Regions from separate parts of the Homo sapiens genome. Here all the other regions are linked to region 1. The links are chromatin loops, found by intact Hi-C in ENCODE. Cell type or tissue: GM12878. All regions are shown on one strand. Region 1 overlaps GDA (guanine deaminase). Region 2 has its middle 34 kb from the start of LINC01504. Region 3 overlaps GDA (guanine deaminase). Region 4 overlaps LOC101927108 (a long non-coding RNA gene).

Region 1 (8,000 bases):
GTATGACTTAGTAAGTGTTACCTTTTCTCCAGTTCATCTCTCTTTTTCCAAAAACTTTAAATCATTTCAGTGAGTGAGAACATTCTATAAAGCTAAGTATAATCAAAGGCAAATTGGAATAACTACTTCAGAGAAAGAAAAATAATAACAACACACTATCTCACTTGCCTCACAACTCTATCAAGGTGCTATTAATCCACATTTTTTTTTTTTTTGGAGACGGAGTTTCGCTCTTGTTGCCCAGGCTGGAGTGCAGTGGCATGATCTCAGCTCACTGCAAGCTCTGCCTCCCGGGTTCAAGGGATTCTCCTGCCTCAGCCTCCCGAGTAGCTGGGACTATAGGCGCCTGCCACCACACCCAGCTAATTTTTTGTATTTTTAGTAGAGATGGAGTTTCACCATGTTAGCCAGGATGGTCTCGATCTCCTGACCTCGTGATGAGCCCACCTCGGCCTCCCAAAGTGCTAGGATTACAGGTGCGGGCCACTGTACCCAGCCTTAATCCACATTTTTAAATGAGGATGCTGAGGTTCAGCTATGTCAGAAAATTTGTCCTAGTAAGTAGCAGAGTTTTGATTTGAATTCACATAATCTGACTCTAGAAACCATGTTCTTAACTACCTGTAAAATACTGATTTGAAATATATGAAAAATTTTATGGAAGAACAGAGGAAGGGGCAATTTATTTCAACTTGGGAATAAAGCCTTTGTGAAAGCCTTTGTGAAAAAGAGAAGATCAGAGCTGGGCCTTAAAGGAAGAGCAAGATTTCATTTTGATAGAAGTAAAATGGAAATGGGGATATAAAAAGGAGGACTATTCCAGGCAAAGAAATTGGTGCCAACAATGTGGAGGCATAAAAGGACATGATGTGCTGGAAAACAGGGAGAAATTTGCATGGATAGACATCCCTTGGCTCATGGATACAATATGGTGTAAATCAGTCATGGTAATCCTATTCCCACTTGCCAGACAGATAAATGAAGCAACAGAAAGAATTAGAGAACAGGTTGGGGCCAAATAATGTCATGCCTAGAACATCTTCCAGGACATTTGAAACTTAGAGGCAATAGTGAGCCATAGATGGTTATAGAAGAGTAGATACATGATACTACCCATGGTCCAAGAAAAGAGTTTTCAGTAATGTGGGGGAAATACTAGAATGAGAGAAAACAGTTAAGGGTCTCCTGTTATATTTTAGCTCAGAGACACTAAAGGGTAGATGGGGGCAATGGAAGTGAATATGCACACAGAAATCCCAGAGGAAAATTGGCTGGGCTTGACTATTGATATGGGTGCCTGGAAAGGCCAGTAAGGAGAAGAAGGAGAAGGTAGTTATTCTTGTAAAGTGTAAAATATTGTTCATTGAAAAGCAGTGTAGTAATGAGGGTGCATTGGGCTGCAATGAACAGTACCCAACTAACAGAGATTTAGACAATAAAGACATTTCATATCTCACAAAAGAAGTCTGGGCTGGCTACCGTGGCTCACGCCTGTAATCCCAACACTTTGGGAGGCCAAGGTGGGTGGATCACCTGAGGTCAGGAGTTCAAGACCAGCCTGCCCAACATGGCGAAACCCCATCTCTACTAAAAATACAAAAAATTAGCTGGCCATGGTGGTGAGTGCCCGTAATCCCACCTCCTCGGGAGGCTGAGGCAGGAGAATCGCTTGAACCCAGGAGGCGGATGTTGCAGTGAGCTAAGATCGCGCCACTGCACCCCAGCCTAGGCAACAAGAGTGAAACTCCATCTCAAAAAAAAAAAAAAAAAAAAAAAAAAGGAAGTCTAGAAGTCTGATAGTAGACAGTTCCAGGTAGGGGTAGTTCAACTGCTCAGTGATGTTAGAAAATGGGATGGTGTCTCTGAAATCCCCTTAACCTTTTCCTCACAGTCTCACATGGTGGCAGCAGCAGTTCCAAGTATCTTTTCTTCATATGAGAGTATCCAAAAAAGGCAGGGCTTCTCTTCCCACATCCTAGAAGCTTCTGAGCAAACTTCCTGTATGTCAGAATATTATCACTAGTCACCCTCAGCTACCAGGAAGCTGGAAGAATAAGTATCTGATAAATGGAGATAGGATTACCATGACTGGCTTACACCATGATGTATCCACAGGCTGAGTCTACCATGGACTGATCAAATTCAGGTGTTAATAAGGAAAAAGAGGTCATGACTGCTGAGTGGGTAACCAACAGTGTTTGCCATGAGCATTCTGAACAAGCAATCAGCCTTCTAGAAAATGGGAATTTGCAAGATGATCTTGTAATAATTGGGAGTGAAAGCATCTTTCTGATGAAAGCCAAGCTCCTATTCAGCAGCCTCAGAAGGAAGGGATTAGCCCAGTTTCCTTTCTCAGGACCAACAGCATATTTTGAGTTGCTGAGCTTGGCAGGAAGTGGAGGAAAGGATGATACACAATCACTAGGATTTGTGATTTAGACTGAGAGAACTTCTGGTAAAGTAGCCTCAGGTGAGAAAGAACTCTTCCTCCTCCCAGCAGTCTTCAGAACTGAAGAACATTGGGTCACTCTTTTCACCAGGGCTATATAATCCTCTTTTGCATGTTCCAGTCCTAAAAGGTCCAATTCAGCTACTACTTCCTTCAAGAAGCTTTTCCTATCACTGGTCAACTTGTGCCCCACTGTACTATTTACACACATTTACATACATTTTGCGATCACTCTTGATGCACTTACCTTCCAACCTTACATATGTAAGCTATCATCAAATCCAGTCAACTTGATCTAAATAGCTACTGATTCTATCCACCTCTCCATCTGCATTACTGACAATAACCGCTGAAGTCTAATGGACATGTACTACATGCCAGGCATTATTCTATATATTTTACACTTACTAATCCATTTTATCCTTTCAACAACCCTATTAGGTAGACCATAGTAATTATTTTATGCATAAAGAAATTTGGAGATACAAATGGTAAGGAACTTGATCAAATTCACATAGGTAATAAGTGATAGAGGTACTCTTAGGAGTTCATATCTCAGTTGATAACTACACTGCCTCTCTCATCTAAACCACATTCCATTTTACCTAAATACTGCAACAGGCTCCTATCTGACCTCCTTGCCTGCACTCAACTTCTCTTCAATGCATTTATCCTGAAGTTAGACCTTTATAACCACAAAATATAATCATGACACAATCCCACCATCCCCGATGCCCTCCATAACATAGCCCTGCCTACCTGTCCTGCCTTATCCTGTGTTAGCCTTCTCCTCAACCTTTGGACTCTGACTACCTTGACTGTTTCATTCCTTCCTACCCCAGGACCTTTGCACAGGCAGTCACAGGCAGTTCTCTCAACCTAGAAGGCTCTTCTTTACTTCCAATGCTGTCCACCTTACCTATTGGTATGGTTTGGATGTGCCTCCATCCAAATCTCATCTTGAATTGTACTCCCCTAATTCCCACATGTTGTGGGAGGAACCCAGTGGGCGATAACTTGAATCATGGGGGCAGTTTCCCCCATACTGTTCTCATGGTAGTGAATAAGTCTCACGAGATCTGATGGGTTTATCAGGAGTTTCCGCTTTTTCATCTTCCTCATTCTCTCTTGCTGCCGCCATGTAAGAAGTGTCTTTCACCTCCTGCCATGATTCTGAGGCTCCCCAGTCATGTGGAACTGTAAGTCCAATTAAACCTCTTTTTCTTCCCAGTCTCAGGTTGTTTTTGTCACCAATGTGAAAATTGACTAATATACCTACTTAACTTCTCATTGTTCACATCGCAAGTTTGATGTCACTTCACGCTAGGGAAAGCCTTCCCCTAACTAGTTCAAGTTCTGATAGGTCATGGCAGATTCTGTTAATTTATTACTAGATCATCAGTTTCAAGAGGGCAGGGCAGTATTTGCATACTTTGTTCATCAATTTATCTCCGGTGAAAACCCCAGTGTTTGGCTCAGGAATGAGTCACTTTTATTACAGCTACAAGTCTTAGCTCCCGTGCCAAAGTGCAGATTCTTTGAGGTCCAGGACTGTGCCCTAGAGAAGCAGTCAGCGACAGTAAAGAGAACATGGCCTTTGCCCCATACTAATTCAAAATCCAGCTACACCACCACCGTATCTGAATGCATGACTTCTCAAGTCTCAACTTCCTCATCTGTTAGTGGAAATAATGACATTGTCAAGTCTAAAAGAGATACTAAAGATAGCTTGCTAGTGAATCTAGCACCAAATGCTTCTTGATCTTTCTTCCAGGGTGCATCTTTGGGTCCCAGGGGATCAATGACATAAGCAGTGAGAATAAAAAGCTAAGGTTCTGTGACCACCCCATACAGTTCATCACAGGCCGTGGCTTCCTTCTCTACCACTTGGCATGTCACCATGTGAAAACATGCAAAATATCACAGTGAGCAAGAGGTTAAGGATTTGCTAGGAGGCAAAGGGAATAGAATGAACATGGTACATGTTAAGTATCCACTAAGTGCCAGGCATTTTCATACATTATCTCATTTAATAAATAGCAAAAGGAAATCTGACTCTACAAATGAGGAAACGGAGGCTCAGGCAGGTTAGGTCTCACCTGTGGTCTCAGCACAGGTAAGTGGTAGAGACTCTGACCTGAACCCAAGTCTCTATTCCTCCATTGGACTTGCTCCTGCCACCCCAGGACACAACCTCAAAATGAATCTCTTCCTCACTCTTGTTTCTGGGTAAGTGTGCATTAAAAGGCCCAAGGCATGTTTATGCATCTTTACTGTCAACCTGACCCTGATGTATGTGGGAAGAATCAGGCAACTTAGTAATATTTGAGCATGCATTACCTCAAGATTAAATATTTGCAAATGAATTAAACATGTTAGAGTCTATATTTTTTTTTTATTATACTTTAAGTTTTAGGGTACATGTGCACAATGTGCAGGTTAGTTACATATGTATACATGTGCCATGCTGGTGTGCTGCACCCATTAACTCGTCATTTAGCATTAGGTATATCTCCTAATGCTATCCCTCCCCCCTCCCCCCACCCCACAACAGTCCCCAGAGTATGATGTTCCCCTTCCTGTGTCCATGTGTTCTCATTGTTCAATTTCCATCTATGAGTGAGAACATGCAGTGTTTGGTTTTTTGTCCTTGCGACAGTTTCCAATTTCATCCATGTCCCTACAAAGGACATGAACTCATCATTTTTTATGGCTGCATAGTATTCCATGGTGTATATGTGCCACATTTTCTTAATCCAGTCTATCATTGATGGACATTTGGGTTGGTTCCAAGTCTTTGCTATTGTGAATAGTGCCACAATAAACATACGTGTGCATGTGTCTTTATAGCAGCATGATTTATAGTCCTTTGGGTATATACCCAGTAATGGGATGGCTGGGTCAAATGGTATTTCTAGTTCTAGATCCCTGAGGAATCGCCACACTGACTTCCACAATGGTTGAACTAGTTTACAGTCCCACCAACAGTGTAAAAGTATTCCTATTTCTCCCCATCAAGCTACCAATGACTTTCTTCACAGAATTGGAAAAAACTACTTTAAAGTTCATATGGAACCAAAAAAGAGCCCGCATCACCAAGTCAATCCTAAGCCAAAAGAACAAAGCTGGAGGCATCACGCTACCTGACTTCAAACTATACTACAAGGCTACAGTAACCAAAACAGCATGGTACTGGTACCAAAACAGAGATATACATCAATGGAACAGAACAGAGCCCTCAGAAATAATGCCGCCTATCTACAACTATCTGATCTTTGACAAACCTGAGAAAAACAAGCAATGGGGAAAGGATTCCCTATTTAATAAATGGTGCTAGGAAAACTGGCTAGCCATATGTAGAAAGCTGAAACTGGATCCCTTCCTTACACCTTATGCAAAAATTAATTCAAGATGGATTAAAGACTTAAACGTTAGACCTAAAACCATAAAAACCCTAGAAGAAAACCTAGGCATTACCATTCAGGACATAGGCATGGGCAAGGACTTCATGTCTAAAACACCAAAAGCCATGGCAACAAAAGCCAAAATTGACAAATGGGATCTAATTAAACTAAAGAGCTTCTGCACAGCAAAAGAAACTACCATCAGAGTGAACAGGCAACCTACAAAATGGGAGAAAATTTTCACAACCTACTCATCTGACAAAGGGCTAATATCAAGAATCCACAATGAACTCAAACAAATTTACAAGAAAAAAACAAACAACCCCATCAAAAAGTGGGCAAAGGATATGAACAGACACTTCTCAAAAGAAGACATTTATGTAGCCAAAAGACACATGAAAAAATGCTCATCATCACTGGCCATCAGAGAAATGCAAATCAAAACCACAATGAGATATCAGCTCACACCAGTTAGAATGGCAATCATTAGAGTCTATATTCTTAAAAGCTACATGCTACTTGAGCAGAAAGTATAACTCTGTATTTTGCTTTATACCAAAAAGTTGGCTAGATAATTTCTTTTAATTAACCTGCTTTTGAATGAGCTTTAATTTAATGTATTAAGAGCAGTTAGTCATTGGCATTCTCTGGGCCTAAACGAAGTTATACAAAATAAGGAATAAAGTTTAAAAGCGAGACCAGAAGGACAGAGTAAGCTTTGTGCCCTCTCGCTGAGATTCTACCCCAGATCTAAACTTGCAATGGAGAAATAAGCTCCTGATACTTCACACAGCTTGTCCCATCACAGAAACTATGTGTTACAGTTATTCAAAATGTAATCCACCCGCTGCTATAATCCACCCGCTACCTGCGTCTGAATCTCCTGGGATGCTTGTTGGAATGCCACTTTCTGGGGCCTACCCCAGGTCTATAGATTCAGAGTCTCTGAGGATGATGCCCAGAAATCAGCATATTATCAAGCACCCCTAGATATTTCTGATTCATTGCAAGGTTTGAGCTCCTAAAAATTTAGGAGTAAAAATTTACAGATCATTGGCCGGCGCGGTGGCTCACGCCTGTAATCCCAGCACTTTGGGAGGCCGAGGCAGGGGGATCACGAGGTCAGGAGATCAAGACCATCCTGTTAACACATTGAAACCCCAACTCTACTTAAAATACAAAAAAATCAGTGGGGCGTGGTGGCGCCTGTAGTCCCAGCTACTCGGGAGGCTGAGGCAGGAGAATGGCATGAACCCGGGAGGCAGAGCTTGCAGTGAGCCAAGATCAAGCCACTACACTCCAGCCTGGGTGACAGAGCGAGACTCCATCTCAAAAAAAAACAAACAAAAAAAAACCAAAAAAAAAATTACAGATCATAATAATTCAACATATTTCTGTATTCCAAAGGCGTATTATTTTCTTTTTTGAACCTTGAAATGTTTAAATAAATAATATATTTATCCCAGCAACTCTAAAAGTAAGATACTCTCCATTTTGAAATGGGGGATGTCAAGTTTTGAAATATGTATGGCATGCTCTCTCTTTAAACACAGCCAGGTATCAACTGCCTTGCACCTAGGAGGAGAGGAGAGCAACAGTTAGCAATCCACTGGTTCAGGAGCTCTGTACCATACATTCCAGCCACTGACTAACTCACCTTTGTATTCAATTCCTAAGTCATTTTGTCTTGTGGGGGAAGGGCATGTTTTCTAAATTTATAACTTCAGTATGATTTTTAGTGAGGAATAGACTCCCTGACTCAACTACTAATTGTGTGTTTGGGAAACTCTTTTATTCTTCTTCTGTACAAGCACCAGAAAAGGTATTTTTATTACTTCCTTTTCTTATTCCTCTCCACTGGTAAAACCAGTTGCCTGTTACCCTACCAATTACAATTCTGGATATGGGAAATTAATTTTTAAAAAAGAAACCCAAGAGTTGAACAGCTTCTTGTGATTAAAATAACACCTCTAATCTTACACCAGTTTAGCAATCTCCGTTCCTTTGCTTCCTGGGACTTGCCCCAAACCTGAGTTCCCTGAAACTTGAGGACCAAGTCCCCAAGCATGGGTTCATCAGTCTCAGGGTTTACCGGAATCTCCCTGGGAGAGCTCTGAGAGTTTTATCACCTTGGAAACACAACAGCA
Region 2 (8,000 bases), 120 kb before region 1:
GACCTTGGAAATATGTAGTGCCATCAACTGTCTTGGTTTCCCAGGGCTGAGGGTATTTGGGGACATGGAGCCATAAACCATAGGCTGATTTATTTTTCAGCACTTTTTACTGAGTCACTGCCATGAATGATGTCCCTGCCAACCTGAATGCAGAAGTCCCCGCCACTGGTGCCTGGCTTAGAATCCGTTGGATTGGTCTCCCAAGCATCACTCGGCCTGTCTCCACTACACTCAGTCCCTCCTCCATGGCCATGAGTTCATGTACTTCACCAGCCCAGGGAGGAATGGACAGTCTTTCAGGTCAGGGTAGAGCTGCTTCAGGTGTTCCTCAGAGGCCCAAAGGTGGAATCCCTTCAGCTCAAAGTGCCTCATGACATTGCCCAGCAGGCCCCACCGCACACCGTGTGGCTTCATGGAGATAAAGGTGCGCTCGAGGTTGGACATGGTCTGGGAAGCTGATGGGGCAGGCAGTGGCTGCACTGCAGGAGCTGAGAGCTGCAGTGACCTGCACCCAGATTTCCTATCATGAGCATTAGAACACATATCTCTCCTGCTTCAGCCTTGCCAGTAAGAACAAGAACTCTCCTCTGCAGATAGCCCCTGCCTCACTCCTTCCCATTCTTGTGCTTCCTTCTTCATATACCAGTGATGAATTTCCCATGACTTGGGGAGAAAAATCCAACTGGAAGTGGAAGGAGATAGTAGTGGTGGTGGTGGAGGGGGTGGTGCGGGGTAGAGGAAGAGTTAGTGATGAATCATGAATACTTAGGTAATATAATGGGACAGGCTTGGGCAGGAAGAAACACTGGGGCAGGACAGTTCATGTGAAGAAAAAAAATGTTGTTCTGGGAGATGCAGGTCAGAGCAGGGCCGTTAAGTCAAAACCACCGGCACTGTAGAGATGAATATTGTAACCAGCTTTTATTTTAATTCAGGCTGTCCCCACATCCAACCCCCCTTTTTTAATTTGCAAGAATCCTCCACCTTGTGTGGTGTCCGTGGGATGTGGTACCTCAACTCTTACCAAAGAATATCAGGATGAAGTCTTCCTCCTTCACGCCCATCATGGAGGTGGGAGCACATGACCCAAGCTGGTTAATCCAATGCCCAGGGACCAGAGTTGAAGGGCAGTTAGCATCTTTCACCGTGTACCACATGGTTATGGTACCCAGCGATAGAAGAGGCATTCAGTACTGGCACGTCCTCTGGAAGTGGAGAGCTGATTTTGGATAGCCCTGGTCAGTTGCTGTTACTTGCATCAAACAGTCCTGATTACATCATGACCTCTCTTTGATCCAGAAGCTGTAAATTTCTACATGCCTTCAGGCAAACTCAGCTCTGTCTTCAAATAAAATAGAGGCAAATCAGATAGCTTTTTTCCCCTTAAAGACAAATTCCTTCCAAGGATTATCAATATATTTATTAATCTCTTCTCTTTATGGGCAGAAAAAAAGTCCCCATGAATTTAAAATGTGAAAATATATTTATTGACTTAAAGATATAATAATTTTAGGGAAGCAAAATAGTTGTGTTCAATTATTTTCACAGCAAGATGCCTGTAAAATGTATATAATTGGATTGATTGGCACTGTTAATGACTCTTCAGATATGTACAAATCTAGTCATACGCTCTAAAATTTGCAGAGACAAATCAATTTAATATGCTTTATTCACTTTCTAAGTTTAACATTGGGATATATTGTGATTGAATAAAACATTCAGATGTGCTCTAATTTACATTTTGCCCACAAAATAATTCCCAATTCTGCTTCATTCATACCATTGTTTAGTATTGTGGTTGTGTTCATCATTTCTTAGCAAGGAGAACATAAGTTTCATCTATTACCAGCTGAATGATTTGACTCAAAAGGCAATTAAAAATCACACTCTTGGGAGGCCAAGGCAGGTAGATCATGAGGTCAGGAGATCGAGACCATCCTGGCTAACACAGTGAAACCCCATCTCTACTACTGAAACTACACACACACACACACACACACACACACACACACACACACACACACACAGAGAATTAGCCGGGCATGGTGGCATGTGCCTGTATTCCCAGCTATTCGGGAGACTGAGGCAGGAAAATTGCTTGAACCCCGGAGGCGGAGGTTGCAGCAAGCCAAGATCACGCCACTGCACTCCAGCCTGGGCGACAGAGCGAGACTCCATCTCAAAAAAAAAAAAAAAATCACATTCAACCTAGACAGTGTTACCAGTTGAGCCACAGGTCAAGCCCAGGTTTAATGTAAAAGAGGACCACACTGGGAGTAGGCATGAAAACTGAGAGTCATGGTCCATTGGACACCATCTTTGAATGACTCACTTGGCCGCCTGCTTTTTATTTTCTCTATAAAATGGATTAACTATTGCCTGACTGTCAATCACTATCACTTTCAAGATATCTTCACTTAATAACAGGTTGTTATGAGGATTAAATAAAGCTTGGGAAAATTCTAGTGACTGCTCCCTATGGATGAACAGAGATAGACTTAAACTTGAAATGATACAAATCTAGTGAGCATAGAAAAATTCTGGATCCGAAGACTTCAGTGGGTTAAAAGGATGGACTTACTTTAGGAACATGCAATTCAATAGAGGTAGAAGAAAACTCCAACAGTTGGATCTATAAATACTAATGAAAAAATTGATGAGTAGATGAATGACTTAAGAGACCAATGTGGAAAAGAATGAAAGGTTTAAGTAGATAATAAAACAGTGAGATATGAAGAACTAAAAATACTTCATCCAGATTTTTTTAAATGCTTCAGTGGGACATAGTAGTTTTCTTCAAATATGTGAAGACTTTCATAAGCAGACATGGTAGACTTGCTCTTGAAAGGCGTATCAGCGGGTTAGAGGTGAAAGTCTGCAAGAACAATTCTGGCTACTCAAGAGATTTTCCAACTTGGCAAGAATGGAAAGAACCTTGGGACATAGTCTTGAGCTGCCCATCACTCTCAGGGCTTAAACGAGATTGAATATTCATTGCTGAAAATGTCAAAAAAGGGATTCAAAGATCAGTCAGCTGGCCAAGCAAGGTGATCTTTAGAGTGCCCTTCCAAACCTGAGATTCTAGATTTCCAAGCCTTGACTCTTAACATCTGTCATGGAACCATTATAGCACCATCTGCCCAATTTCCCCGCTGATGATTTCACCTGACTATGTAATCCTGGAAGAGGGGTGATGCCCATTAACTTGTAGTTGGTTTATATAAGCTAGAGCAAGCTGTGTGGTTTGAATCATGTATGTGTCCATAGGAATCTAAAATAATTGGCCAACTGTAAGCAGTGTTGTTGAATTTCATATTTGGTGAATATGTAAAATGCTTTGAATTACATTGAAACTTCCTAAGTTAACTTTAATATGTTCATGGACATTCATTATTTTCTCGTATTTCCACAAGTTAGAGATAGCTTTCCAATGGACAAATCTTTGCCTTTTATCTTAAGGAGCTGAGGTGATTCAAGCAAGCCATTTGGAAGTTCATAATTTTGTGGTTTTTTCCTTGTAAAATTGTCTTCACGAAGGAATTAAGTAAGCAATATTTGTTTTCATTGAGAATATAATTTTATTTACAACTGATCTATTGTAGAATTTGGGTTCAACCTAGGAAATTATTTTCCTCACATAAGAAAAAATACATCCAGTTTCTTGCTAGAAAAATAATCACTACTTGTTTTGTACATTTAAAATCATGAATTTCTATTCTACTGGTTGTCAAAATAAAGTTAATTTAACTTATTTTTTCCTCTGCCCTTGGCCCTTTTGGAGGGAGACTGGTCATTCCACAGTCGTTCATTCAAGCTTTGGCCACTAGGTGGAGTACTAGTTAAACATTGGCTGGCCTGCTTGCAATCTCACCTTGCACTTGAAAAACGCCAATTTTTTAGTCTTGTTATCAAAAGACCAATTTCATTCACTTTAAAATAATTGTATTTATTCTAGCATTTGTCTCACATGGAAGCATATATATTTTTTATCTGGTAAATAATTTTTTATGTTGTCCTGTAAGAAAATAAGCCACTTAATAAAATGAGTTCCTCATCAAGGGAGCTGTGCAAGCGGAGGCCAGACAACCACTTGGCAGACAAGTTAGAAACAGAATGACGTTTTCACTGTAAATATTTTCGTGTGTAGTATTTTCTGAAAACAAGGACATTCTCTTACATAACCAGAGTGCGATGACCAATACCGTTATCTTACCCAGGGGGTAGCAAGTTTTGGCCTGAAACTCAGTCAAATCCAGCCCACCATCTATTTTTGCAGGGCGCCCTAGGTAAGAATGCTTTTAGATAGTTAAGCTCTTTCTTTCCTTCCTTCTTTCCTTTCTTTCTTTCTTTCCTTTTTTTCTTTTCTTTTTCTTTCTCTCTTTCTCTTTCTTTTCTCTCTCCTTCCTTCCTTCTTTCTTTTCTTTCTTCTTGCTCTGTTGCCCAGACTGCAGTGCAGTGGCACGATGTCGGCTCACTGCAACCTCCGCCTCCTGGGTTCAAACGATTCTCATGCCTCAGCCTCCTGAGTAGCTGAGATTACAGGCGTGTGACACCATGCCCAGCTAATTTTTGTAGAGATGGGGTTTCATCACGTTGGCCAGGCTGGTCTCGAACTCCTGACCTCAAGTGATCCAGCGGCCTCGGCCTCCCAAAGTGCTGGAATGACAGGCATGAGCCACCGCACCCAGCCAGTTAAGCACTATTTAACACATGAAAGTTATATGATATTCACGTTTCAATGTTCATACACTAGATTTATCAGAACTCAGCATGCTCATTTGTTCACACGTCTGTGCCTGCTTTTGTGCTGCACATGCAGAATTTACTGCTTGTGACAGAGACCTGCCAAGGTTCTCTCACCGTTTGGTCTACAGAGCCTAAAATAGTTACTCTCTGGCCCTTTACAAAGAAAGCTTGCAGATCCCTGATCTAATCAACAAACATTATTCAAATCTTTCCAATTGTCCCACTAATGTCCTTTATTTGGCCTGGAATCCAACCTAATTATTTAACTTCTGTGGACCTTGGTTTCTCTCTTTGTGCGATTAAAATAGTAATAGATCTTTCCCATTTAATTTTTGTGAAAATTTTATGAGTTGATCCAATAAATCTCTTGGAACAATGTTTGGCCTATAGAATAACCACCACATTAAGTGTTGGCAATTGTTACTACTTCAATCTTAGTTTTACTTTTCATTTTTAAAAATTCATATATTTGGCCAGGCGCAGTGGCTCATGCCTGTAATCCAGCACTTTCAGAGACTGAGGCAGGAGGATCACTTGAGCCCAGGAATGTGAGACCAGCCTGGGCAACATAGCAAGACCCCATTTCTACAGAAAAAGCAAAAAATAATTATCTGGGCATGGTGACACATGTCTGCAATCCCAGCTACTCAGGAGGCTGAGGTGGGAGGATCGCTTGAGCATAGGAGGTTGAGGCCGCAGTGAGCCATGATTGCACCACTGCATTCTAGCCTGGGCAACAGAGTGAGACCCTGCCTCAAAAAATAAATAAAATAATATATGTATTTTTAAAATTAAGCAATACATACATTCAGTACAAAAGTTAAATGGTACACATACAAAAGAGAATGCTGCGAAATGTAAGTTTCCCTGCTACTCTCTCCAAAGGCTACTGCTTTGGGAAATTTTAAATAACTACGTAGTACTACATGGTATTTTTAAAAAACTTTTTATTTTTTTTTGAGACGGAGTTTCACTCTTCTTGCCCAGTCTGGAGTGCAATGGCAGGATCTTAGCTCACCGCAACCTCCGCCTCCTGGGTTCAAGTGATTCTCCTGCCTCAGCCTCCTGAGTAGCTGGGATTAAAGGCATGTGCCACCACACCTGGCTAATTTTGTATTTTTAGTAGAGTTTCTCCATGTTGGTCAGGCTGGTCTAGAACTCCCGATTTCTGGTAATCTGCCCACCTCGGCCTCCCAAAGTGCTGGGATTATAGGCGTGAGCCACTGCACCCTGCCAAAAATCTTTTTAAAATTAATTATTATTATTGTTATTTTTTTTCAAGATAGAGTCTCCCTCTGTTACCCAGGCTGGAGTGCAGTGGCATGATCTTGGCTGACTGAAAACTCCACCTCCTAGGTTCAAGCGATTCTCCTACCTCAGCTTCCCAAGTAGCTGGGATTATAGGCATGTGACACCACACCCAACTAATTTTTGTGTTTTTAGTCGAGACGGGGTTTCAGCATACTGGCCAGACTGGTCTTGAACTCCTGGCCTCAAGTGATCCGCCCACCTTGGCCTCCCAAAGTGCTGGGATTACAGGCATGAGCCACTGTGCCCAGCCACTGCATGGTATTTAACCAGTGCCTTGTTGGTGTACTTTTAGGTCACTCCCAATTTTTTGCTATTATAGTTACGAAAATATTCTTGTGTTTGTGTATAGACTAAATTCCTCAGTGTGATATGGAAGTACTGGGAAGGAAAGAGCATGATGCCTTTAAATGATATGAAAGCAAGGAAAGGAAGTGCTGGGTAGAGGAGGGCATGGTCCCTGTCTAGGACTCCACCCCCACAGACCTAGATGAGGACAGGCATTTCCTGCCCAAATGTTGCATTTCCCAAGACCACCCTGGCCTGCCACACCCCCATCCTGTGTCTATAAAAACCCGAGACCCTAGCAAGACAGACATACAAGCTGCTGGATGTTGAGCACATAGATGGAGGAACGCATGGGTGGCTGGATGTCAAGAGGAATGTACCAACAGTCACCAACAGAACAATGAGGAGTTTTGCTGGGGCAGTCAGAGGAGAGCCCAGGCTGCTGAGCAGTCCGACTCCAGGGGAAAACCTTCCCACTATATCCCCTTCTGACTTCCCCCAAGTTACCTCCACTCAGTAAAACCTTGCACTCATTCTCCAAGCCCAGGTGTGATCTGATTCCTCCAGTACACCAAGGCAAGAAACCAGGATACAGAAAGCTTTCTGTGCTTGTGACAAAGTAGAGTTTAACTAAGCTGGTTAACACAAGCCACCTACAGACGGTGAAATTAAAAGAGCAAAGCTAAAAGGGCACCCTGTAACACACGCCACTGGGGCTTCTTAGGAGTCGTAAACATTCACCCCTAGACACTGCAGTGGGGTTGCAGCCCCACAGCCTGCCATTCTGTATGCTCCTCTAGAGGTTTGAGCAGCAGGGCACTGAAGAAGCAAGCCACATCCCCATAACATGCCTTACGAGGGGGACAAGGGAACTTTTCCCATTTCTACTGGGGGCTTGTGAAGGACATGAATATCTTTATTTTTGAGAGTTGTTACCAAATTTCCCGTTTCAGAGATTGTTCCAATTTACAGTCTCACTGGCAGCATATGAGGGAATATGTTTCTTCCAATTATGAGATTATCATTTTAGGAGTTTAACAAACTGATGGCTGAAAATTGGTAGTTCCCTTTTTAATTTAAAAATCTCTTATTATTAGTGGAAATGAACATCATTATCTATTAAGAATCAGTTGTATTTCCTCTTCCGTGAACACTCTATTCATATTCTTTGACCAATTTTTAAAAACATTGGACATTTTCTTATGAGTTACAGATATTAGACATTTACAAAATTACGGCTGGGTGCGGTGGCTCACGCCTGTAATCCCAGCACTTTGGGAGGCCAAGGTGGGCGGATCACGAGGTCAGGAGTTCGAGATCAGCCTGACCAACATGGTGAAATCCCGTCTCTGCTAAAAATACAAAAATTAGCCAGGCGTGGTGGTGCTCTCCTGTAATCCCAGCTACTCAGGAGGCTGAGGCAGGAGAATCGCTTGAACCTGGGAGGCAGAGGTTGCAGTGAGACAAGATCATGCCACTGCACTCCAGCGTAAGTGAGAGCGAGACTCTGTCTCAAAAAAAAAAAAGAAAAAAAATTACTCTGTGATATGAACTGTATTTTTAGCCCAAATTGTCAATTGTTTTTCAATTTTGTTTATGGTGATTTTTAAATCATTTGAACTTTACTGTAAAGATACAGAATGATAATATGATACTTT
Region 3 (8,000 bases), 49 kb before region 1:
ATTCCATGTTTCCTCCTTTGTGAAAAAACAGGGTTTTCTTGACTAGTACAGACATCAGAAGCTCAAGTGTCTGCAGGATTGAAATAGTTTGGAGTTAGGATAATAGAAATGAACATGCCGTACCTTAGACAGTAGCCTCTAATTAGATCCAGTGTGTTCCATTTTTTGTTGTTGTTGTTATTTTGGGTTTTGTTTTTTGAGACAGGGTCTTGCTCTGGAGTGCAGAGGTGCCATCACACATCACAGCTCACTGTAACCTTGAATTCTAGGGATCAAGAGAGCCTTCCACCTCAGCCTCCCAAGTAGCAGGGACTACAGATGCATGCCACCATGCCTAGCTATTTTTTTTTTAAGACAAGCCCTTGCTATGTTGCCCAGGCTGGTCTTGAACTCATGGCCCCAAGTGATCCTCTTGCCCTCAGACTCCCAAAGTTGTTGGGATTATAGGCATGAGCCACCACACCTGGCCCAGTCAATTGTTTCAAAAAAGCAAATGAGAACTCAGTAATATTGGTTAGCCCCAAAAGTCAAAAGAATTTGGAAACCTGTCAATTTTTCCAAATATTAAGATAATTTTCATGTAAAACAAAAAGATCTGGCCACCAGCAGAGGATGTTTAGAACCTGTCAATTACAGACAAGGATGAGCTCTCCATCACAAATCCAGGTGGAAAGCCAATACCATGACAAAGGTATCAAATTTAATCTCCAGCAACTAGAAAAGTGTATGGGTTCTAGGATGTGCTCAGTAAATATTTACTGAATGAACACCTGAGGAAGCAGAATTACTAAAACAACAAGAGACATAAAATGAATGAAAAATAGCATCCTTTGATGAATAGGACAGGATGTCATATCTTGAAAGAGGAACAGGTTATTATAAATAGTAAGAGTGAGTTAATGATTTACAAAACTGGCCCATACCATTTCCTAAGAATGTAGTGTGAAAGAAAAGTTTAGAGACATGAAAACAGAACAGAAGTTTCAATATTTTTCTAATAGTAATTATCAAAAGGAAGAATAGATTGAAGAGAGGAATATACTCAGAAAGAGAGAGAAAGAGAAAGAGAAATAACAGAATTCCTAGAAACAGAAGGAAGACAGAAGTTCTCTTATTGAAAGAACTATGTATTAAAGAGAATGAATTGAAGAATTAAACTGAGAATGAATTGGGATGATCAACAATTACAATTTCAGAATATCAGGAATGAAGAAAAAAATCTCAAAGGCCAGAAAATTAACTAGAAAGAAATGAGAATCACATTGATGTCAGCACATTGGATGCTGATAGATAAATAATTTCAAATAGAATTCTCTCTACAGCTAAGGCATTGTTCAAGAGTCAAAAAAAAAAAGTAAAGCCATTTTTGATAATTCTAGGTTTTAGAATGTTTATCACTCACCTGATTGGAAAGAATTGTCAGAGGATATATTCCAACAAAAATGAATGAAGACAGGGATCCAAGTAGCAAAATAAAAAGCAAAGCTCATTGTTAAATTATAATTATAATAATTATTATTATTGAGATGGAGTCTCACTCTGTCACCCAGACTAGAGTGCAATGGTGCACCTTGGCTCACTGCAACCTCCACCTCCTGGGTTCAAGAGATTCTCCCACCTCAGCCTCCTGAGTAGCTGGGATTACAGGCACCCGCCACCATGCCTGGCTAATTTTTGTATTTTTAGTAGAGGCGGGGTCTCACCATGTTGGCCAGGCTGGTCTTGAACTCCTGACCTCAGGTGATCCGTCCGCCTAGGCCTCTCAAAGTGCTGGGATTACAGGCATGAGCCACCGTGCCCGGCCCTCATTGTTAAATTAAGTGCAGATGTTAAAATAAAAAACTGGAATTAAATTGAGATAATTTTTTTAAATTAAACTTAAAAGTTAAATATTATCTTAAATATAGTATACACGGCAAAAAAAAATGGAACTAAAATCTCAGATGATATAACATAGGACGTAGCAAAAAAGGTAGGGATGAAGAAGGGAACAGAATGAAAATGTTCTTGTCTTACCATATGGGAGAATATGCAGCAAAAGAATAGAAGTGTTCAAGACTTTTAACAACTTCATCTCATAGAGATAGAAAAAAATGTCAAATCAACAGAGAAAATGCAGTCTTCTTTTAAAAAATCGCAGAATAATCATAAAAATTAACCTTTTATTAGGTCATAAATCTCAGCTATCCCCAAGAAAAATGACACATTACATTTACTAACCAAACTAAAATAAAACTCAAAATTAAAACGGATATGTAATCTAAATTTTTCTAAATTTTCAAAATTTTAAGCACCTTTCTACAATCTTGACTTAAAGATGAAATTGAAACGGAAAGCTGGGGTTATTTAGAAGCACTACACAAACACTGATAGTAAGCCCCTTCCTCAGTGTCAGGCCCAAACCAGGAGGTACAGGGCTTATATGGGAGAAGATTTTAGTGAATGAGAAATTGAAACTTCAAATTGGACTGTGTTAAAGCAAGCTAAATTTGGCCTGAGCATGCTTCTCAACTTTGAGTTTATAAGGAACTGCAACCTAACTTAGTTTATCAACTCACTGAAAGCCTGATTAGTAATATGCTTTTGTAACAAATAGCTGAGTCTCAGCCAATCACAGCAGCTGAGCTCTAGCCAGTCACAGGTGCCAAGTGATTAGAACAAGTTTGAATAAGGCAAACCCAGAGCTGTAACAATCAAGCTGTTGCTATACCTCACTTCCATTTTCTGTCTTAAATGCTGCCTGCCCACCTTGCTGGGCAGAGTCCTCTGAACCTTTCCTGGTTCTGAGAGCTGCCTGATTCTGGAATCGTTCTTTGCTCAATTTACTCTGTTAAATTTAATTTGTGTGAAGTTTTTCTTTCCACAACTAGAATGAACTGAAAACACTAGAAAGTTCAGGAAGTGCCCTAATTACAGTAAAGGGACAGGACAGGGAGACCCCTGAGAAAGGGAAGAAGGAAGGGAGGAAGGAAACCCAAAGCTACTACTGTTTATTCCCACTGAGCTCATCCCACTGAGTAGGCTACGTGGCTAGTTAACACATCTCCACACCCTTAAACAGATGTCAGCCATACCCTCAGTGCCTCCAACTTAAAAGTTTGTGGGCCCACACTCATTCATTATCAGACACATAAGAAAGAACATAGGATATGTGCTCCGCAATTTTTTTTTTTTTTTTTTTTTTGAGACAGAGTCTCACTCTGTCACCCAGGCTAGAGTGTAGTGGCCTGATCTTGGCTCACTACAACCTCCTCCTCCGGGTTCAGGCGATTCTCATGCCTCAGCCTCCTGAGTAGCTGAGATTACAGGCACATGCCACCACACCCAGCTAATTTTTGTATTTTTAGTAGAGACAGGGTTTTGCCATGTTGGCCAGGCTGGTCTCAAACTCCTGACTTCAGGTGATCCACCCACCTTGGTCTCCCAAAGTGCTAGGATTACAGGCCTGACATCAAATACTTAAACCACCATCACACTCGGCCTGACATCAAATACTTAAACAAATCTCTGATGTCAGAAATAATTTATATGGAGTACTGCCTGAAAAATATATAGTCTTTGATACTCTACCTCTCTAAACATAAAAGAATGATCTATCTGGACTTCTTGATAGTATAGAATCTTTACAATATATATTTTGGCAGCATAGTGTCTATCCACACTAAGGAATATTGAGATTAATTTTCTTAAGTTTCAGTATGAAGCATAGATATGCTTTACCTTAACAAATGTGTTTTTTAATCATAAAAGCAGTGTAAATTTCAGAACTGATTTCCCTCTTTGGGTCAGGTTCTAGAAATCTAAAGCCAAATTCATGACAAACTAACAAATGCATGGACCCCCACAGTAGACATTGTTTTCTTGGTTTTATTTTACTTTTCCTTCCCCCTTTTTTTTCTTTGCCTTGATATCATGACTCATTTTCTTTTGTTGTATACTACGCAATTTTCAGCTATCTCACATCTTTTTTAGAACAATGTGAGGCATAAATAAATTTTGAGAATAAAGATTTGGTGTGGTTAACACCATTCATTAACACAATGCACCAGCTACTTTATACATAGCTTTAGTCCTTCTCAGCTTTTCTAGTGTCATGTGGTGCATGCTAAATATGTAAGATCCACAATTGCACTGAATTTATAATTACGTGAGGCAAGTGTATAAATGTTAGCACTTGCTCGGCCGGGCGCGGTGGCTCATGCCTGTAATCCTGACACTTTGGGAGGCCGAGGTGGGTGGATCATGAGGTCAGGAGTTCAAGACCAGCCTGAGCAATATGGTGAAACCCCGTCTCTACTAAAAATAGAAAAATTAGCTGGGTGTGGTGGCAGGTGCCTGTAATCTCAGCTACTTGGGAGGCTGAGGCAGGAGAATCACTTGAATCTGGGCAGCAGAGGTTGCAGTGAGCCGAGATCATGCCACTGCACTCCAGCTTGGGTGACAAAGTGAGACTCTGTCTCCAAAAAAAAGAAGAAAAAAAAAAAGCACTTGCTTTTACTCTCTAAGACTGGAATGATGCAAGACCAAAAAAACTGGCAAGATGGTTAGGTCAGTTGATGTGGAAGGCTTATAATACTGCCACCACCACATGTAGTGAACACCTTAGGAGGAATCAATGGGTCCCACAAAAATCCATGAGTGTTCAGACCAAGTGCGCTGAACACCAGGACATAATGATCAGACAAGGCAGCATTTGCGCTTTAGCTCCTTTACTGCAGAAACTGTTTCTAATTCCTGAGTAGATTCTGGTTCTGGGCACAGGATTGGAGTAAGAAAGGAACTGATTTTCCTGAAAGAGGAGAAGGAAGGACACTTTCAGAGCCTTCAACATATGGCTGGTACACACTACTGCCACTGTTCAATGACTGTACTAGCCCCAGAGTTCCCTCTAGTGGTGTCAGTGCTCAAGTCACATTACCACGTGCCATGCAATATGGGACCATCCTATTTTCCTTCCTTGCAAAGCTCCCAGAATAACATGATATTCCTTCTAACAGTAATTTAAATATTTAATTTTAAATTTCCTTGGGCATTTTTAAAGCAAACAAATAGAGCTCCCACCATGTGCTAGGCACTATTCTAAGAACTTCACAAATATTAACTTGCTTAATTATCATGAGAATCCTGTGAAATAGGTACTATCATGATCTCTATTTTTTACAGATGGGAAAAGTGAGTCACATAACTTTGCAAAGGTCACATAATGAATCCATATGGTCCTCAGAACAGCATTATGGATTAGCAGGAGTAGGGAAATACACATATTCATTAAACCCAGATTTGGTAAAGTAAAACACAGAAAGTAAAAGAGTAACGTAAACCCACCAGATTGGGGTTTTGGAAACTTGGATTCAAATTCTCTCTTTGCCACTGACTAGCTGTGTAGGTGAGGTGGTCACAAACTCACTGGACTGTGAAAAAGAAACTTAAAAATTCTCTATGGCCCATCTTAGGCTTAACTGCTTATGCTTTATAATTTAAATCTGTCCTAGGAAACTGATATTTCTATAGATGACCAAACAGAATACCACACTCACACACAAGATACTTACGACAACTCTGGTATATACTTCTTCTGCAAAGTCGATGTTCTGGAATCTGTGTTCTGCAGGAAATGTGTACTTGGTCAGCCACTCCAAGAGTGGCAGGTCTATGCTACTTCCAGCAAAGGAATACTGAGAGGCATGGATGTGTGTATCAACCAGCCCAGGCATGAAGAACTCACTGGAAATTAAGATGAGAATAAAAGTATTTAATAATATCTTCAGTCATTTCCCATATTTTTAAATCACATTTTTTCCCAAGCATGATTTCACTGTTCACCCACACAGGTTTATAGGTAATGCAATCAGACAACTGTAAATTCTCCAATTATTTAGAGGTCAGGACATAAAAATGAAGCTCTGCTAGGAGAGATATAGCTTCTAGGTTGGAATGGCTGGTCGGGGTTAACCAGTGATGACGAAGGGAGGGAAAAACACAGCATTGAGCAGAAGCAAAGCAGTGGTGGCACAAGAAAGGACGGGAACTCTGATTTAATCCCATGACTTTGTTCTCACAACTGATAGTTGTAGGTCAGAGATCAAGAATGGAAGAGGAGGCCTTTAAAACTTCTAGAGCCGTGCTGAGCAATGTGCACACCAGTCACTAAGGGCAACTAAAGGTGAGAAACAGACTGGCTGCAATTTTAGACTCAGCAGTCATCTTGATCTTGTCTGACTACAAGAAACCTAGTCTTTTCCCACGTGTTACAGAAACTGAGTTCTGAAATAGAAGCAGCAAGAGCAAGCTGGTTAGGGACAGGCGATCTCAGGAGATGGACCACAAACGGGCAGTGGTGTAAGTAGTGAAGCGAAGAGGGAGTTACATATGATGCTGTGACAACCATGCTCAGGATGCTTGTGATCACTAATGCTACCACCATGATCCACCAATTAATATTCATATTTCTATTAATTCTTATAATTAGAAAGTCCTGGAAAGTGTTCAGAGGCACTACCCACAGAATTGAGGCAGTATGGTGCTAACAGACACTTCATGCTTTTCTAAAGAGCTAATGCAGTTCACCACAGTCACTATTAAGTATCCAACCTCATCCAAACAGATATTTGCCAAAAGATGGGACCCTCTACTGCCACCATTATCCTAGGTAAGTATTCAATCACATAAGCAACTTGAACTTGAAACCTAACATTACAAATAATTCCTCATGCTATCAAATCAAATGTATACATACCACCTAACTGTAAGCCAAATAAAGCCATGAGTAACTCTAAATGCTTTATTTTAAAACAAGAGCAAGGAATGGCAGACTCAGTGGTCATCTTGATCTTGTCTGACTACAAGAAAGCCTCTACATCGCATGGAAAAGACTAGCTTTTTTGTAGTCAGTTATTATAATAATGATGGTGACAGCAGCTAATGTTTCCTGAATATGTACATTCACTAGGCACTGGCACAGCGTTCTACATACATCATCTCATCTGTGGGCAGCAGTTGAGTTAAAGTGTATACATTCTGGTTTTGGCCTGCTAAGATCTGAAATCAGGTTTGACCATAAATCAGCAGTTAGATATTTGACATATTAAAAAAAAAAAAAAATTCTGTGTGACTCAGTTTCCCCTTATGTAAAATGGAGATAGTAGTAGCATCATAGGGCTGTCATGAGGATGTATTTAGTGTGTGTAAGAACAATGCCTAGATAATGGAAAGCATCAATAAATGTTATGGATGATGATGATGATGATGTAATGTTCACAAGAAACTTAGTAAGTATGAGAGTACTGTTACCCTCCTTTACATAAGGGTAAGCTAAAGCTCAGGGAATTTATGTAGCTTGAAAAAAAGTAACTGTTAACTAGTCAGCTTTGGCGCTGAGATTCAAACCCAGGCAGTTTGTCTGTAGGTTCAGTACTCTCGGTCACTACGTTCCACGTGATGGAATTGTTAATTCACTGACTATGGAAATAAAGAACTGTGACAAATTTTTAAGGACGTCAAGAAGGCAGCATTAAGTGGGCCTATAATGTGGGAAGCACTCTGAAAGGGAGGGTGGAATATGGATTTCTCTCAGGTATCAGTCACTGATCTCTCTACAATGTCAGTCCTTTGGGTCTTTGCTTTCTCTCCCGTCATAAAACGGAATAGCAGTGTAACTTCCTCATGCAGTTAAATTGTTTAACCAAATAATATTTCCCAATGTCTACTATATTTAGGAAACCGCCAAGCCCTGTGGAGAGTCCAGAGAAAAATAAGGCATATTGTCGTCAAAGACTTTATAATCTAGTTGAGGAGGTTACGGGTGAATGAGGGAGACAGAGAGGAGGAGGAAGAAAAATGAGGAGAAAGAAAAAGGAGAGGAGGAGAAGAGGAAAAGGACGAGAAAGGAGGAGGAGAAGGAGAAAAAGAGGAGGAGGAGGAAGAGGAGGAGGGAAGAAGAAGAGCAAGAAAAGGAAGAAGAAGGAGAAGGGAGAAGAGGCAGAAGAAAAGAAGGAGAGGAG
Region 4 (8,000 bases), 120 kb after region 1:
GATTAGGACTAAGCCCTGGGGCCCTGAGAAATTAAGGGGTAGAATAGAAAAGGATCATGGGAGCCTCTGCACTGGGGAGGTCCACCAAATACAGGCTGGAGAACATGTTGAAAGAGGCTTCCCACAGAATCTGCTACCGCAGCTGAAGTGGTTGGTAAGAAAAGGTGCTTGGAAGTGAGGCCAAGGAACAAAGTCCGGCTAGTTGGATTTTAGTCCCTATGGAACTGACACTAGGCATTGGGGCATATGGGTTTGAAGCTCAACAGGGAAATCCTGGCTTGAGATAGATTCAGGCATCTGGCACATAGGTGCAAAAAATGAGGTTAGAATGAAGAGTGAGAAAAGAGAAGAGACCACGACAGAACTTTTAGCAGGACATACATTAAAGGGAGTGGGTAGAAAATGAGAAAGAAATCTGTGAAGGATCAATTCCAGATGATTGCAAAAAAAGGAACATATTTTGAGATGCAGCAAATGCAAAGATGCTATGCCTCAACCCTGAGGATATGTTGAATAAAGTCTGTGTCATGAGAACAGAGGCACTGGAGCACAAACAAAAAAAAAGACCAAGGCTAGCAGTTTAATTCCACCGTTTATTAACTGTGTGACCCTGAACACATTACCCAACATTTTAAACTTTAATTTTCTTACTTGTGAAACATGGTCAACAGTGCGTCACTGAGCCTTGCAGAATATCCGGTACATGACCAGTATTCATCACCTCATTCTCTTCCTTCTTCCTCTTGGCTTTAACGTTTGAATCATGCTAACAGGATAGGATACAAGAAGCAGCAATACTAAAAGTAGGAGTCTCCAGGGGGAGTGAGGCTCTTGTGGTTAGAAGAGGCTATATCGGCCGGGCGCGGTGGCTCATGTGTGTAATCCCAGCATTTTGGGAGGCCAAGGTGTGCGGATCACAAGGTCAGGAGATCGAGACCATCCTGGCTAACATGGTGAAACCCTGTCTCTACTAAAAATACAAAAAAAGTAGCTGGGTGTGGTGGCAGGTGCCTGTAGTCCCAGCTGCTTGGGAGGCTGAGGCAGGAGAATGGGGTGAACTCGGGAGGCAGAGCTTGCAGTGAGCCAAGATCGCGCTACTGCACTCCAGCCTGGGTGACAGAGCGAGACTCTGTCTCAAAAAAAAAAAAAAAAAGAATAACTAGTGTCGGTGGAACTAGTGTGGCCCTTCAGGAAGGGCAGGACTCAGGTCTGTGTTTCGCAAACATTCAGAGCCATTAGACCAGTCAGTGAAGCTTAATAAAATGCAAGTTTTCAACACCCACCCCCATGTAGTCATGAGGCTGGGCAGAGGGCCAGGTGATTCTGCTAAAAGTAGTTCTCAGACCGCACGTGAAAGAGACGCTAATGTAGACACATGGAAAAAAAAAAAGAGTGCACCACCAAGAGTGCAGCGTGTTCTTGGGGTGAGATATAGGAATGTACACGGATTTATGATCTAAGCAGAGGGCTCATGTGAAAAGTCACAGGATGTAAATGAGAACAATGAGGCCCAATAAAAAAACTCTGGAATTGTGGATAAGAATGAGAAAGCAGTGAGTGTACACATGGCTTTGGTTTTAAAGATCTCCATTTCATTTTATGACTAGGAAGAGTCATAGAAGAAGAAAAAGCCATGGAGAAAGAGAGAAGCAGACAGATGTACTGGAAGGAGAATGAAAAGACAATGGAAAGGAGCAGGGGAACACTTAGGGAAATGCCTTGCCACCAAAGAGCCATGTGACCTTGGGCAAGGACCAAATGTCACTCCCTTCCCTTCCACCGTCTGCAAAGACAGGCTTGGTTAATATTCCCTGAGATCCTTGCAAGCACCCGCTTCCCATGGTTCTCAACAGTGGGAGTTGGGGAATGTAGGGGAAGTTGTCCATGAACTTTGATGGGAAAAAAAAATACTATTCCTTTATTTTCGCCCATTTCTAACTGAAACATAGCTTTTCCTTCCATAATGCATAAAAGCAGCAAGCCATGAAAATATTAGAAGTACCTGTGACTTTGTTACCAAAAAAATAGCAATAAGTTTGTTTTTGGGTTTTTGTTTGTTGTTGAGACAGAGTCTCGCTCTGTAGCCCAGGCTGGAGTGCAGTGGTGCAATCTCGGCTCACTGCAAGCTCCACCTCCCTGGTTCACGCCATTCTCCTGCCTCAGCCTCCCGAGTAGCTGGGACTACAGGCACCCGCCACCATGCCCAGCTAATTTTTTGCATTTTTAGTAGAGACGGGGTTTCACTGTGTTAGCCAGGATGGTCTCGATCTGCTGACCTCGTGGTCTGCCCGCCTCAGCCTCCTAAAGTGCTGGGATTACAGGTGTGAGCCACCACACCCGGCCAATAAGTTTGTTTTATCACAGTTGTGCAGATACCTCCAAATATCATTTATGCTCACCAACACTTGAAAGTTACAGTAGTTATTATAGGCAACACTTTATCTTATTTAATACATTATTAAAGAAGCACATGTATTATATCTTTTAAAAATATTTTTATATTTCTTGGTAATCATATACATACTATTTTATGTATAGGACTATTATTATAGTGGGAGCCTTTAGAATGAAGATTCAAAAATACAGGGGACATTGTCCATTTTATTGCTTAGGTCCAATACAGTATGGACTATGTGGAAATATGATTAGACAAAAATGGAATGATCTAATGCCGATAGACTGAGTAAGGCCTGTCTGTCTAGATTCTTCTTGGCTTCTCTGTGCAGTATTCTTTCCTTCTGTATATGGGGCAGGATCATCTCTGAAATGGGGGTCTTATGACCAAGAGTCAAACAAGATAAGCCAAATAATTTCTTTATGGCCAGTTTTTATACAGAAAGGCAGAGGGGTAGATTAGAGTAATATTTTTAGGTTTTATGACTAGCTTTAGGGAAAAGGAGTTCTGGTTTCACATAACCCAGGGGTCCCCAATGCCAGGGCCACTGACCGATACTGGTCCATGGCCTGTTAGGAACCGGGCCACACAGCAGGAGGTGAGTGTGGGTGATCAGGCATTAGCGCCTGAGCTCTGCCTCTTGTCAGATCAGTGGTGGCATTAGATTGTCGCAGGAGGCCAAACCCTATTGTGAACTGCACATGGGAGGGATCTAGGTCGCGTGCTCCTTATGAGAATCTACATAATGCCTAATAGTCTGAGATGGAACAGTTTCATCCTGAAACCATCCCCACCTCACTCCGTGGGAAAATTGTCTTCCATGAAACTAGTCCCGGTCCCTGGTGCCAAAAAGACTGGGGACCGCTGCTGTAACCCATGTTGGGGAAGAGGGATGTTCGTTTCCTTGGCTGGCCTCAGGGGAGAATGTGACTGAGAGATAGGAGGGCAGGAGAGTGACAGAGAAAAACTTCTGCTTCTGAGGTCTCCATTTTGGGGTATTATTTTCTGAGCCCCAACATATGTGATCCTTCCACATCGTTTCTAACATGGCAGCTTCCAGGTAGCCTGGCTCCTCACATGGTAGCTCGGGGTTTTTAAGTGAGGGTCCTGAGAGAGAGGAAGCCGTACAGAAACTGCACCGTGTTTATGACTGAGTCTTGAAAGTCATATATGTCACTTTCACTGTGCTCTGTTAGTTGAGGCAGTCAGGAAGCCCTGCCCAGGCTCACAGGGAGAGTACCTAGACTCTACCCCTTGTCGGGGAAGTACTAAGCTTCTGGGAAACATATGACCCAAAATGTGTTTAGGGCCATTTCTATGAAATACGGTCCGCTACACGGTCATCTATGGGGCAGATGGTCCCAGGCATAACCAAGGTTCACTCCCTTCTGGATGCTCAGCCTACCCTGAATTTCACTCACAGCTCAACCTTGTCTTCGAATGCCAATCACCCGTTCTCGTTCTCATCCTGCCTGCAGAGCGCATCCAGCCTGTTTCCCAGCTTATTTATGTTGTGTTTTGATCTTGAGCATTTGAAACGTTCTGTTGCAATGATCCCATCTCCAGCTCACTCTCCCTATTTCTCTTTCTGGTAGAACCAAAGTGGGCCTGTTTGAATCTCACCAGCGCATCCCATATTCTAGCTGTCTGAATTATATTTACCTGAACAACTGGCCCTCCCTGCTGAGAACGCGCTAACCTCTGGATCTCGGGCCTGAGGCTTCCCCTAAGCCCTTCAGCACATCCTTTGCCTTCCCGACGCGATTCCCTGAGTGCTTCTGCCATCTGGTGGCCAATTGTGGTAACTGCACTCTACAGTCCAAGCTGATAGTTGCCCTGGCTCTTTTCCTGGACCTATCAGGCCAAGATGTTCTACTTACTGTCTCTTTAAGTCCTGTAATCCCAGCACTTTGGGAGGCTGAGGCGGGAGGATCGCTTGAGCCCAGGAGTTCGAGACCAGCCTGGGCAACATAGCGAGATCCCATCTCTACCAAAAAACAAAATTTAGCTGGGCATGGAGGTGAGCGCTTGTAATCCTAGCTACTCAATAACACGGCCTGTGAAGGAGGTTAGCAGTCTGACTGAGGAGGACAAAGTGTAAAATGTAGGTTAAAAAATAAGGAGTGAAGATGAGGGAAGATGATTCCTGAGTCCTAGTAAATTCACCTGACCCAGTAGGCTACATAGCTCTTAAGTTCAAAAAACAAGTGGGAATTGTGTTTGCACTGTTGAGGACCACAGCTGGATTCTATCCTAGCCACCCAGCTGACTAGCTTGGCAAGTTGCCTAACTTCTCTCATCAACATTGTTGTGATTGTAATATTTACTCATGTAATTGTTCTGATAATTAAATAAAATGCCTTATGAAAGGCCAGACGCGTTGGCTCATGCCTGTAATCCCAGCACTTTGGGAGACCAAAGCCGGCGGATCACTTGAGGTCAGGAGTTGGAGACAAGCCTGGCCAAACTGGTGAAACCCTGTGTCTACTAAAAATGAAAATAAAAATAAATTAGCCAGGTGTGGTGGTGCATGCTTGTAATCCTGGCTACTTGGGAGGTTGAGTTGGGAGGATTGCTTGAACCTGGGAGACGGAGGTTGCAGTGAGCCGAGATTATGCCACTGTACCCCAGCCTGGGCAACAGAGTGAGACTCTATAAAAAAAAAAAAAAAAGTACCTTATGGAAAACACCTAACCCAGGAACTCGTTTCTTGTGAGGACTTGCTGCCTGGTTCACAGATGTTGGCTTCTTACTGTGTCCTCACATGATAGAAAGGGCTAGCCAGTTCTCTGGGGTCTCTTTTATAAAGGCACTAATCCCCTTCATTACCTAATCACTTCCCAAAGGCCCCACCTTCTCATACCATGACCTTGGACGCTGGGTTTTAACATGTGAATTTTCAGGAGACACAAACATCTGTACTATAGCAATCCACATGTCACCAATCTTCTAATATTGCTAGTTTCACACCCTTGGTCAACAAACCATGCCATCCTCCCCTAGCCGGAAGTCTATGCATATCTGAATCTCGGGCCACTTCTTCCATACACAGTGAACAACCAAGTGTGCCGGTTGCAGCTCTGTCCACTGAGAGGATTTCCCCCACACTCTGTCCTTAAGGTCAATACTGAATGAGACTATAATGTGGCAACTGTCCATTTTCTCCTTCCCTTCATATGCTAAGCCAAACCATCTGTGAACCAGATGCAAGAGTTTTCCTCTTCCACCACTGGATCATCCAGAAGCTGTTGTAAGGCCATGTGTGTGAACTGAGGAAGAGGCATTAGTGCCACAAAAGTGACATACCCTCTGGAGCTGCTTGGGCCTGATCCTTATGAACGATTTTTCATCATACAATAAATTACGAAAGTTCCTTATGATTCAGTGGTTATGACGATGCCCCATCCGTGGTGAGCATCTCCATTCTCATCGCCACTTGACAACCTATAGTTAGATACTCAGTCTCTACAATGGCACAATAACCCTCATCGAGCTTCTTTTCCTATAGTGCATGGTTCTCTGCTTCAGAAGGCATGACTGTATCCAGAATACTGTGGGTCTCTGCTGTGCCTCCCCTATTGGAGCTTGCCGGAGACTGAGCAGCATCCTTTCCACCATGGGTACCTCTAGCACCATTAGGCCTGCTGGGTCATTTAGCACAAGACTCAGGGCAGACTGCAGCACGACTCTAACCTGCTATAAAGTCCTTTCTTGCCCTGGTCTCCACTCAAAATTGGCTGCATCTGAAATCCAAAGATGCTGAACAACCACTAATCCTCTTTGTGGTGGAGGGTACACGATGCTATGATTTCTTTCTCTCCTGGAGATATGTGGGTGTCCCAGCATATCTCTAACAACTGGGCCCCTAATAACTTCACCAATACAGCAGCCCCCTGAATCTTTTTCATTTTATCTTGGACCCCATATGTCTAACTAGAACATCCACAGTCTTTGCTACTTTCTGTTCCCCAGATCCAATTAACATAATATCAATGAGGTAACAGACCATCATGATATGCTGCAAAATGTCAAGATGATCAAGGATCATGAAGACTATTTTATTTCAGAAATTAGGATGCTTAATACAACCTTGATCCAATTCAGTGAAGGTACATTACTATACTTCCCACATTAATGTGAACTCTTTTGCTCACCTTTACTGACAGAATGGGGGGAAAAGTATTCTCCAGGTTAATAACCAAATACCAAGTACCAGACCTGTTACAGTAAAGATGCCACATATAGTGGAGCAGCTATAATTGGGGCCATTTGTATAAATCTATGGTAGTCCACCTTTATTGCTACAGCCCATTTGGTTTTTACAGGGGTCGTGCAATTGAATTGAACAGGGATATGATGGCTCTCCTTTAAACTTTGCAGCTGAAATCCTGTATCCAACAGCCCTAGACAGGGTTCACAATAGAAACTTCCCCAGCATGTAGTTCTGTTTGGGGGAGAATTAGAGGACCACGTATTATATATACTTGCTGGAGAGCTGTAGAATCCTCCCTCCAAGGACCCACAGTCCTTTTTTTTTTTTTTTTTTTTTTTTTGAGATGGAGTCTCATGCTGTCGCCCAGGCTGGAGTGCAGTGGCACGATCTCGGCTCACTGCAAACTCTGCCTCCCAGGTTCACGCCATTCTCCTGCCTCAGCCTCCCGAGTAGCTGGGAGTACAGGCGCCCGCCACCATGCCCAGCTAATTTTTTGTATTTTTAGTAGAGACGGGGTTTCACCGTGTTAGCCAGGATGGTCTCAATCTCCTGACCTCGTGATCTGCCCGCCTTGGCCTCCCAAAGTGCTGGGATTACAGGCGTGAGCCACCGCGCCCAGCCCCATAGTCCCTTCTAAGTGGACTTTGGGTCTGAAAATTACTCGAATATGAAAACAAGGATAGAGAGAATTTATAGTGGTAACTAACATCAGTCTTTCTCTCATCATTTCTTTTTTTTTTTTTCTGGCTATAACTCAAGCATCACCCTAGTTGGCTACCCATCTGCCTCACCTCTAAGAACACCAAACTCTGTGAACCATCATTATAGACTCTTGCAGGTCAAGGTGCTCTACTTGACACTCCACGCTTACTGTTAATTATGATAATTTTGTCTCCATGCATCTGATGCAGATGCTTAAGCACTGCCACTGGTCTCTGTCATTCTGAAATCTTACTGTTCCCATTGACACCAGAAAAGAGATCAGTTTTGCAATACCACCTAAGATTATCAGCCCTAACCTACAGAGGACAGACACCCCTGAGCTGTCAGTGATTCTGGCGCCCCTCACCAGCACATTCCTTATCTCTTTGATAAAAAGAGTACCCCTGGGCCCTCTTTGAAAACCTAGTCGGCAATAAGTAGTCTTATGCAATAAATCCATTCTATCACGCCGTCTTCTCTGAGCCTACTAACCTCCTCCTCTGTACATCTCCACCTCCTTTGCTGAAGGTCATCATGTTCAAGCTTCAAGGAGCCATCCCAGCAGCACGTTGGACCAGCTTCATGTTTCCTTGCTAGAACATTTAATCCTGAATCATGAAAGAGCATTCCAGTGTTATTTCACTCTCCCCTAATCAGCTTTATATTTTGCTCTTCCACCCTCCCCTAACC

What was found. A loop is a pair of places that touch in the nucleus more often than their neighbours do. Peaks named below come from ENCODE experiments on the same cell type or tissue, not always from the same donor. Only the 100,000 strongest peaks of a DNase experiment are listed, where the experiment ranks them.
Region 2: a loop joins it to region 1, with 5 times the contacts of the local background. A loop is called at or near these places in 2 of 110 quality-filtered maps.
Region 3: a loop joins it to region 1, with 6 times the contacts of the local background. A loop is called at or near these places in 4 of 110 quality-filtered maps.
Region 4: a loop joins it to region 1, with 5 times the contacts of the local background. A loop is called at or near these places in 7 of 110 quality-filtered maps.

Annotation. Positions count from the first base shown.
Region 1 is chr9:72,150,810-72,158,809 of GRCh38, reverse strand. The region is part of intron 1 of GDA (guanine deaminase); the gene reads right to left. Among named protein-coding and RNA genes, the nearest start is that of GDA, 5.4 kb to the right of the region's middle. In GM12878, no CTCF peak of the experiment used is centred here; a DNase peak (open chromatin) is centred at 4,019.
Region 2 is chr9:72,267,897-72,275,896 of GRCh38, reverse strand. It overlaps the pseudogene LOC100289320. Among named protein-coding and RNA genes, the nearest start is that of LINC01504, 34 kb to the left of the region's middle. In GM12878, a CTCF peak has its summit at 3,824 (motif pointing right); a DNase peak (open chromatin) is centred at 2,312.
Region 3 is chr9:72,200,295-72,208,294 of GRCh38, reverse strand. It overlaps GDA (guanine deaminase), which reads right to left. Exons shown (of 14, transcript NM_004293.5): 3 at 5,553-5,724. Among named protein-coding and RNA genes, the nearest start is that of GDA, 55 kb to the right of the region's middle. RefSeq lists a silencer at 4,806-4,965. In GM12878, a CTCF peak has its summit at 4,882 (motif pointing left); DNase peaks (open chromatin) are centred at 916, 2,534 and 4,870.
Region 4 is chr9:72,035,322-72,043,321 of GRCh38, reverse strand. It overlaps LOC101927108 (a long non-coding RNA gene), which reads right to left. Exons shown (of 5, transcript XR_001746719.1): 2 at 7,803-7,918. Among named protein-coding and RNA genes, the nearest start is that of C9orf57, 21 kb to the left of the region's middle. In GM12878, a CTCF peak has its summit at 4,176 (motif pointing left); DNase peaks (open chromatin) are centred at 1,421, 3,671 and 4,171.